2 separate regions of the Mus musculus genome follow, and region 2 is linked to region 1. The links are chromatin loops, found by intact Hi-C in ENCODE. Cell type or tissue: heart. All regions are shown on one strand.

Region 1 (5,000 bases):
GGTCCCTCATAACTGTCTCTCTTGGAAAGCTATTGTCATCTCTTATCCACTTGGGTTGAGGATCTACTGTGCACTGAAGAAAGCACAAAACGGAGAAATGCTTGCTCCCTGGGGAAGGTGGGTATTCAGGTAATCCATACATTGCACCACAAGTGTGTAATGTGTCACTGAGACAAGAAAACCAGAATTGGGGGTGGGGGTGGGGGATGGAGATTGGAAAGGGTGTAAGGGATCTCTCTGTGTGTGTGTGTGTGTGTGTGTGTGTGTGTGTGTGTGTGTGTGTGTAGCAACCGCAGTGGGAAAAGTGCAAACACTGGCTGGCCCTTTAAAAAGCAGTCATTTTTGTGAGCTGAAGATTATTGTCTTAGTTCTAATAGCTTTCAGCTATGTGACACGAGGAGAGTAACTGTTGTGCAAATCCAGGGTCTTACAGACAGTACATTTGTCATTTCTGGCCTCAGTCCCTTGCAAATGTTGGGCAAAAGTCAGTGCATAGATTAAGCCACATAAAGAAAAAGTTAGGATATTCTTCAAAGGAATTCATTTCCGGCCACAGATGTTGTCCTAAGCTGTGGGTTCTGATTCTGGAAGAGGAGAGACTGGGGCCTGCAGAAAGTGCACCCTGGTCTGTGAGAAGGAAGCAAGTGAGGTGAGTTCACCTGTCACCTTCAGAACCACGGTGCCGCTCAAGTTGCGCTGCCCTCCGAGCTCCTGCAGGGCACACCTGTAGGTGCCCGAGCTGCAGATGGTAGTGTTTTGGATCGTCAGGGAATAGGCCCTTCTCCTGGGGGCCTCGAAGGAGCTGTTTTGCTTGCTCTCCGGGAGCTCCACACTCTCAGTGCCACTCTCGGAGACCTGTGAGGAGGCAGCAAAGAGTCAATTACTGACAGACTGGCGTGAGGGCTTTACAACTTGCTTTCACAACACCATCAAAACATGTATGTTTTTAAAGCAAGACAGGGTGCTCCCCCACCCCCTATCCCTGTAAATGAGGATTCCAGGGGAGAAGAAGAGAATCTATAAAAACTCTTGAGACTGTGTTTGCTTTGAAACAAGATAAGACTGCAATGCTGTGATTGTAGCACCAGGAACCAACACAGCCTTCACCCTGCAGGGGTGAGAGAAACACTGGCTGGGAGACCTGTAAAGGGGGTAGTGGGGGGGAGAGGACGGGCACCATGTGAATCACTCTGGGTTGGATTTTGCTCTTTTAAGAGTTACTTTGGTTTTTGTTTTGTTTTGTTTTCAGATGCTAAGTCAGCCACTAGCTGATTCTTAATTTTGGATGCCAAAATTTACTTTCTAAATCTATTTTTAAAAACCCAAAACAATAACAACAACAACAACAAAACCAAAGCCACTGCCAGCCAACTCAAACTCAACTAAACCAAAGGTACAGATGAATAATGGTCCCCTGTCAGCGAGCACCTTTGACATTCAAGGTCACAGATGATTAGAAGCTGACAATGCTTTATGTCCCTTCTAAGAGAGGCAGGAAGATGCTGGGGACAGTGGCATGAGGAGGTTTTATGAGTCATGACAAAGCACCTTATGGAAGGACCGTGATCCCCAAGCTAGCCAAGCAATCTAACTGGCTCTCTCCCCAAGCTCTCTTGGAGATTGAGTTCTGGGTTTTTTCAGCATCTCCTTCTCAAAGATGTGCCATACAACACATTCAACATCCACTCTCTTTCCCATCCATACGTTAGTGTGTCCATGTTTTCCCATGCATACATGTTCATGTGTATGCAGGCACACATGTATGCATGCATGTGTGGAAAAGCGTGGGGACAACCTGAGGTGCATTTCTCACGTGAGACCCACTTCGTATTTTAGTGACGGGGTCTCTCTCTCTCTCTCTCTTTCTCTCTCTCTCTCTGTCTGTATATATATCTGGCCTGAATCTTTCTATGTACACTAGACTGGGGCCAGCTAGCCCCAGACCTGACTGCCTCATGTAGATGACAACCATGTGCCACCACATCTGGCTTTTTTTTTTTTACTGTGGGTTCTTATGGATTGGACTGCCTGCAAGGCTTAGAAGTGTTTCTGATCTGTACTCAGTAGTTGGCTCCTCCACCGAAATGGCTTTAGGCACATGGAGCCTTTGACCCTGTAGCTTACTTTTGTCATTTACACGATTCACATTCAAGAAATGTACAATTAACAAACAAACAGCCAAACCAACAAAAAAAAAATCACCACCACCACCATCAACAACAACAACAACAACAACAACAACAACAACAACAAAACCACCAAAAATGTCTCACAGTATTTTAAATAAATTTACAACTTTGTGTTGGGCCACATTTATAGCTATTCAAAGCCACATGTGCCTGCCCTTCGGGCAACAGGTTGGACACACCTTAAGTTCAAAGCTTCCAAAATAGATTTTCATTAACAGTAAGGCAGACCATTGCTCCCAGTGCTGGCAGGCAGGCAGTCAGCATCCCTAAACAGCCTGGAACTGCCCTTCGCTGCTTGGCTGGCAACCAGTAGGAAGCCCTGGGACAAGTGGCATCCCTTACCTAGCCTTACTATCATAACAGAACCCAAGCGTCACTGTAGGGAAAAGGACAGAGCACTGGACTTCTCTGTGTTGTAGTGAACTGTTAATGGGGAACACAATTATTGGGGAACTGCAATTCTCCAATGTTCAGAGCTGGGGGGACGCTGGCAGGGAACTAAATAGCCAAGGGGTTGGGAGTGATACTGGGGGGGAAATGCACAGGCCCGTGTGTTTGTGCAAGCACAAGTGCGTGCACTCTGGCTCAGTTCTGTTTAACGTAGGAAGCCTCACAACAAGGTCACCCAGTTTTGATCCGAACTTTCAGTGTGCTGGCGTTGCTGTACAGTGGGCTGCAGAGACATCTGCTGGCAGATTTATGCTCACTCCCAGCATCGGGCTGTCTCTGAACAGAGAATCCCATTTCTTGACAGTCTTCCCCACTTTTAAAGGTTCCTCACTAAATAAGCAAGAGTCTCCGGGAGGAAGCTAAAAGATTGGGGCTCTTGGAGTTACAAAACACAGCAACATTGGGCTTGGGGACTTCGTTCCATCTGCAAAGTCCCTGCTGTACAAGCGTGAGGACCTGAGTTCAATCCTTAGCACTGACAAAAAAGTCTGTGCTGGACTGGGATCCCAGAGGCTTGAATGCCAGTCAGTTAAACTAGGGAGCTCCAGGCTCAATGAAAGACACTGTCTCAAAAAAATAAGGGGTGGAGGGATGATTGAGTGACATCCAACAATGACTTCTGGTTTCTCCACTCATGTACACACATGCACCCATGTATGTATGCATGTGCACACATGTGCACACATGCATACATGCACACATGTATGTGCACACACATGTATGTGTACACATACACACATAGACAGGAATGATGAAAGGAGGTAGCTGAAGCATCTTCAAAGAAACCAAGAGCATCCAACTGATTCAGAACAGATAGAGCTTGCTCTTTATGGCTTATAACTTCCCCCACCCCTGACTGTCCAGCAGAGCTGCCACACAAGACCAGTTTGAGCTGGTTAACCCTTCTCAGTCTCTCTATAGCCATGACCAATATTCCACCTATCTCTTTTTTTTGCCCTAAATCATTCTTCAATGGTAAATATGACTGCAGTGGCACTAGGAGATGACCTGCCTCTGCTTTCCTCCCGGGGAGCTTCTCCATCTATCACGAGGGTTCTCCCTCGGATCAGAAAAGTCAATGAGAAAGTCAAGATCAAAACCTACAGTACTCCCTGGGGCTGGTGTAATACCTTTTCTATGTCACTGAAACATTTGAGACATGCTCTGACCATGGCTTTTACAGTTTGAGGTATGGCAACAAAACTGGTGAGTGTTTCTTTTCTCTTCTTCAAAACATTGGGATAAAAGATTCATTCTTACTATGGTCCTTAGCAATCTCAACATAAGAAGCTTGGCTCTCTCTCTCTCTCTCTCTCTCTCTCTCTCTCTAAGGAAGCTCTGTACAGTTTCTCTTTGGTATATCCAAACTGCTAGCATCACTACTCTTGTGTGACAGGCCCATTATTAAGTAAAATATGGGAACCTTGAACCCAAGATACCTGATCCTAAGTATATCTGACAACCACAAAGATGGCTTAGTGACTTGTGAGAAGGTAGCTTATCTTGTGTAGATAAGCTGAATGAAGGGTAACTTATACCCCAGACAAGACAAGCTGTGAGGTTCCTATCACGTTTCTCAGAACAGCAGACAATGTAAAACTTGGAAACTGTTTACTTTGGAAGTTTTTCATTTGGGATTTTTGTACTGTGATTGGCCATAGGTCGTTGAGTTGGGAATAGGTGAAGTTGTAGCTAAGAGGGGCGACCCTAGAACACAGTGGACAAAGCTGTACAGCGTGCCTGGAAATATTCCACAGCCTGCCCCTGGTTTCATGTTCAAGGCATATATAATATCAGTTGCTCTTGCCTTTGTCGTCTTAAGACATAACTTTCCAAAAAGGGGGAAAGGGTAGTCATAAGACCCCACCTGAGACATACAGGCTCTCCCCACTAATGTCAAAGCAGCAACCACATTTACACCTCTGTTACATGCTCAAAACCAGAGTGAAGCATTAATGAATACCAGGAAACCCCTTATGCAAAACTTCATATATTCTCAAAAGACCCGTGGCCAGCTCACCTTGCCATGTCAGATGAACCAGCTGAGGCTGAAGCAGTGCCAGGGACTGAAGATGTCCCAGAGAGCACAGAGAGGTAGGATGGCGGCTGGACCAGCCCCCTCTGTGCTTTGAACATTTGGAGCTGGCTTGAAACCAACCACTGGCAAGAGGAGCATTTTAAACATTCCAAGTACAAAAGTGTTTCATTGCTTCTCTGCGAAAGCATTTTAGGAAATAGTAATTTATAACAAAGGAACCCTCCGATTCACTCACAGCCGAGCATAATTGACGGGAACTGTTTAATGTGTGTTCCGTGATGCTAATATTGCCGCACAGAATGGGAAAGCACAACATAATTTGG
Region 2 (5,000 bases), 1.2 Mb before region 1:
GGTGTGCACCACCACACCCAGCTAGACCCAGAGTCTGTAGAAAACTCTTTCTTAGATAGAAGGAAAACCCTGTGTGTTTGTGTGTGTGTGTCTGTGTCTGTGTGTCTGTGTGTGTGCATACACACACGCACAAGCCACAGCACTGGTATGGAGGTTAGAGGTGAAACCTTGTGATAGTCAATTCTTTCCTTCCATCATATGTTACAGAAATTAACTCAGATCATCAGGCATGTCAGCAAGCCATCTTGCCAGGCCAGTGCAGGAATGCTTTTAATATTACTGGAGGTTTTGTTTTTGTCAAGGGAATGCAAGCCACTTGGACCCATTTCCTGAATTTTCAGATTGCTTTCCCTTGTAAGAAAACTTTATCTGTCTCCCTTGTCCTCCAAACAAGGAAGGCAAACCAAACTGTTACTGGCTTGTGAATGTTCAGACAATATAGTATGGGAGGGAGCTAGCTATAGGAGATGCCACACCAGTTTTTCCATCCTGGGTATGAGAGACACCGTGAATTTTTGAATTTTAATGGTGAGTGTTTTAAAAAGCTATTTTAGAATGTTGTTTCTAAGTCTTCCAAATGCCAGGTAAAGTACCTCCCACTCTAGGACTGGACCTGTTTGTAGGTCAGCTGTAGAGGATTTTCCTAGCATACTACAGTATTCAGGGCCAATGTTCATCTACATAAAGTCCCTGAAATTCTCTCTTGTGTCACTTGTGTGTCAATATTTGCCATTTTCAGGCTCTCTTAACCCTGAAAAGGGCAGTTGTCCTAGAAAGTGGAGAAAAGATTTTTATAAATGTTGTGGTCCATTTACACTGTGTCTTGCTTCTCACAAAGAGCAGATAAAAACGCAAGTGTGACCCCACACACCTGTTCATGCAGTGCTTCTTTGTGTACCTTGTTGCACAGATACTTTGTTGCGTTTGATAGCGGTGTGAGCCAGGCAGCCCTCTGTACAGGCTTCCCCTATCAGCAGGGCACAACCCTGGTGTGCTTCTGGTGCTAGGTTGTCCTCAAGGGCCAGTGAGCAGCATCGTAGTCAGCTTGCTGTGCTGACCTGAGTTCTAAACGAGCCTACAGTTTTAGTAAGACGTAAAGTGTAAATGACAGATAGTCTTGTATTCCAGGAGCGCTAGTCTTTACTAAAGAAACTTACCTCCTCAAATGTTCTCATTAATACTGATACAGGGAAAGCCATAACATACAAAATTATAAGAGGAAACTGGAATGTAACCTGCTGTGACCTCTTTGTCTATCACAGAGGGTTGGTTTTATGGAGCATTCTCTGTTTCTTCACTGTGTATTGCCTGAGGAATGTAAGGGTGCATGTTAGCATCCTTAATTGACATTGACATTCAGCAAACCAGAAGAGGCCTAGAGATATGTGGCTCTTCAGGGGCAGGGTGATCTGTGAATGTCAGCCTTTCATATCGTTTTCTCACTTTTCCTCTTTGCTACTGAGTGGAGAAATAACTACTGCTATTCTGGTAAATTTTAGTTGAAGACCTTAAAAATCTATTGTTCAATATTTATCAAGATTATAATAAGTGCTTTTCTAAATTTTTTTCTGTATGAGATGGACCATATATAGCATGAAAATGTTCTCTGTATTCTTACATTTGTTTTTGTAACTTAAATTTTAGTAGAGTTTTTGAGCCATTAGGAGATAAGAGCAGAAATGAAAACCATTACTTTAGTCTAATTGTGTTGATATTTTCAGTGATGCATAGTCAATACATGAACATCTAAAGCTATTCTGGGTATTTTAAGCACATAAACTGTGCAAGAGCAATTTTCAGTGGGGAGGAATTATTTTAAATTTGCTTTTCTCTTTTCTTATAGGAAGGAGCTTGAAGCCTTCAAAGGTAATTCTCTGTTTAATTCTTCACTTCCAAGTAGTTGAGGATTAATTGATGTCAGATGTTGTATCTTGGTGATAAGGAAATAACTCCTTCCTTCCTATAAACGGGGTAGTTTATATTAAAAAGCAGAGTTGGCATAGTACTGTTTGCCTAAGTTTTAGTTACTCACAGTAAGTTTGAAGTTCTGGTTTAACTGTAGCACAGGTGCTGTGTGAAAGTTTGTGCTAATAACTCCTGGAAGAAATGTTCAGCAGGTGGAGCTGTAGGGTTTCAGAAACTGGTTTGTGCTGTACACGGCCTGTCTGGGTCACAGAAGAGGAGACGGGGAGGGAGCGCAGAGTATCTACAGCCTCATGCACTGCCAAGAGGTTTGCTTTATCAGAGCTGGGTTCTGTTCCTAGACTGTTTGTGACTTTGATGAGTCTTTTGACTTTGGCTTTGTTTCTCCATCTGTAAAAATAGAGATTTTGATGAAACACGTTCTGAGATTATCTTAGAGGAGCTTTTTAAGGGGGACACAGCGAACAGTTCTCAGCATGTTCTCCTTACTTGGTCGTGTTAGTTCCTGTTTTGTTGCTGTGGCTCAGGCACTGTACAGGAGGAAGGGTTTATTTGGTCCTTTCCAGAGGGAGAGTTCATAATGGCGGGGGAGGCCTGGAACAGGGGGATCTGGAACACAAAGCCGAGAGGGCCCACCCTTAACCACAGGCATGAAGCAGAAGAGAGCTGAACATGGGTTGATGATCGATAGGAACTGTTGAGGCCTGCCCTTAGTGATCTGTTCCCTTCAGCAGAGCAGTATCTTCTCAAACCCTGACAAGCATTGCCACCAGTGGACCCCGAGTGTTCGGCTGCCTGGCTATGGAGGAAATTTCTCATTGAAACCACCACACTGGTCATAGGGCGCCTCTAGGAAAGCAACACACAGGCTTGCAAGCAGCCAGTGTCCTTCCAGTACGCCTGCCAGGCGCTCGTTACTAATTCCAGAGACTCTTGACAAGAAAAAGAAGAAGAGAGTTATCGCTGACTCTCCTGTGGTCTGCAGCATGCTGGTTACAACTCCTGTGCGCTCGCTCACACTGACCTACTGTGTGCCTGAAGGCTCTCCAGCATGTTGTTTATGCTCGTATTACCTGTGTGCCTCACTTGTTAGGACAAAGGTCCTAAAGGCTATTCCTACTATGGCTGTACCGAACAGACCCTGTGTTGTCAACATTTCTATTTTACCCACTGTGGTGGCTAAGCTCATGGCCAGTTGTTGAAGATGCTGCTCTGTGACCACGTGATGGCATGTATTGTCACACTCTCATGGCTTTTACGTAATTGTGGTCCCCTATGCATGGGTGTTGCTTTTCACTAGTAGTTTGAATGAAATAAGATTTGAAATCCTCATCAAATGCCTCTTTGCTTCTTGCTTGTTTTGATTGAGCAGTTTAGTATTTCTTATATAATAAAGAGATGAAAAAAGCCCCGTCAAGCTAACAATAAAAGACAAGCAGGCACATGTTATATAATAAAGTGTCAGCTTGACTTGCGTCTCCCCATGAAGCATTTTGTTGTAGCGTATTGTTCTCAGAGACCAACTGTTTGCAAAAGGTTAGCTAGTATTACATATTGCTTGATATAGTAATTCAACTTGGGATGAAATCTCTTATTTATATGCACATTTCTAATTTTGTGCAGCATCTACACCAGGTCTATCCACAGAACAATTTATGCTCTTGAATGTGACCAAACTCAAAATTTGCCTTATAGGTACGCTTTAAGTGTATTTTAAGAATCACCCTTGCGGCCGGGCAGTGGTGGCACACACCTTTGATCCCAGCACTTGGGAGGCAGAGGCAGGTGGATTTCTGAGTTCAAGGCCAGCCTGGTCTACAGAGTGAGTTCCAGGACAGCCAGGGCTACACAGAGAAACCCTGTCTTAAAAACCAAAAAAAAAAAAAAAAAAAAAAAAAAAAGACTCACATTCACAGAGGCATGCACTTATACTCCAGTGTGTTAGGAGGCGGGGGTAGGAGAGTGAGTCCCTGAACCCAGGAGCACAACATCACCAACCTAACCAAAGATGAGGAGAGCCTGTCTTAAGAAAAGGGGAAGGAAAGAAAAACGTTTGCATTTGAATGTTTTGCCATTACTTTAGAAGTACAATTAGCCTATAATAAGAAAATTAACTATTCTTCCAAAATATTAATGGATAAAAGGTTTAAAAATTAACCCAATCATGTTATAATCCTATTTTTTAATGTTGCCTTTGTTCTTGAACCTTTTGAGAGTGCAGAGGAACAAGAGGTTTTACTTTCTGCAGTTTTACTCAGCTTAGTCGTCACACTTGGAGGCCCTCTCTAAGTTGAAGAAGTGAGTGACTTGGAGGGAATGAAGCACCAGATTAGAAACAGAGTTGGTGTCATCCCAGAGTCTGGCTTCTCCCTCTGCTTGCTGAGGCTGATGTGCTCAGTTTATCATGCTCTTCTGTTGCACGAGGCAGATGTCTGCTGTGGTATGAAAACTGTTGTTTCAATGCTAGTAGTGAGAAGACTTTTAATTCCCCAAATGCTGCATTCCCTTAAGCTTGGTGAGGAGTTTCAAGTATTAAAAACAGTAGAGAAAGGATGGTTTGGTTTTTATTTTTTATTTTATTTTTTTTTTAGAGCTAGAGTTTGTTAATAGGGCTGGACAAAGGTCCTTTATACATGCTAGAAAAGCAGTCTCCTTCTGAACTCTGCCCATCCCTTTGTAATTATGCTTTAGGACAGTCTCACCAAATTAGCTAGGCTTGCCTCGAAATGCATGCTCCTTCTGTCTCAGTAGCTGGGATGGTAGGTGTATGCTGTCATATCCAGCAAGAAAAGAATTTCATTTAATTTTTTAAAGAGACTGTCTTACTATGCTGAGTAGACCAGGCTGGCCATGAATACACAGAGGTCTATCTGCCTCTACCTCCTCAGTGATGGGATGAAAGGCACTTGGCAGCATACCTGTTAGTTTTATTATTGTTTGTGTGAGGCTGTGTGTGTGGAGACCAGAGCACAGCTCTGTGGAGTCTGGTCACTCTTTCCACCTTTACATGGGCCCCAGGGATCAAACTCAGGTATTTAGGTTAATTTTATTTTCATGAAACAATATTTTGGTAGCAT

What was found. Peaks named below come from ENCODE experiments on the same cell type or tissue, not always from the same donor. Only the 100,000 strongest peaks of a DNase experiment are listed, where the experiment ranks them.
Region 2: it touches region 1 in a loop (3-fold over the local background); 2 of 42 quality-filtered maps call a loop at or near these places.

Annotation. Positions count from the first base shown.
Region 1 is chr13:43,793,388-43,798,387 of GRCm38, reverse strand. It overlaps Cd83 (CD83 antigen), which reads right to left. Exons shown (of 5, transcript NM_009856.3): 3 at 660-855. Among named protein-coding and RNA genes, the nearest start is that of Cd83, 11 kb to the right of the region's middle. In heart, a CTCF peak has its summit at 2,880 (motif pointing left); a DNase peak (open chromatin) is centred at 2,835; H3K27me3 peaks cover 352 bases.
Region 2 is chr13:44,950,038-44,955,037 of GRCm38, reverse strand. It overlaps Dtnbp1 (dystrobrevin binding protein 1), which reads left to right. Exons shown (of 10, transcript NM_025772.4): 7 at 1,844-1,866. Among named protein-coding and RNA genes, the nearest start is that of Dtnbp1, 50 kb to the left of the region's middle. In heart, a CTCF peak has its summit at 2,105 (motif pointing right); a DNase peak (open chromatin) is centred at 2,187; H3K27ac peaks cover 813 bases.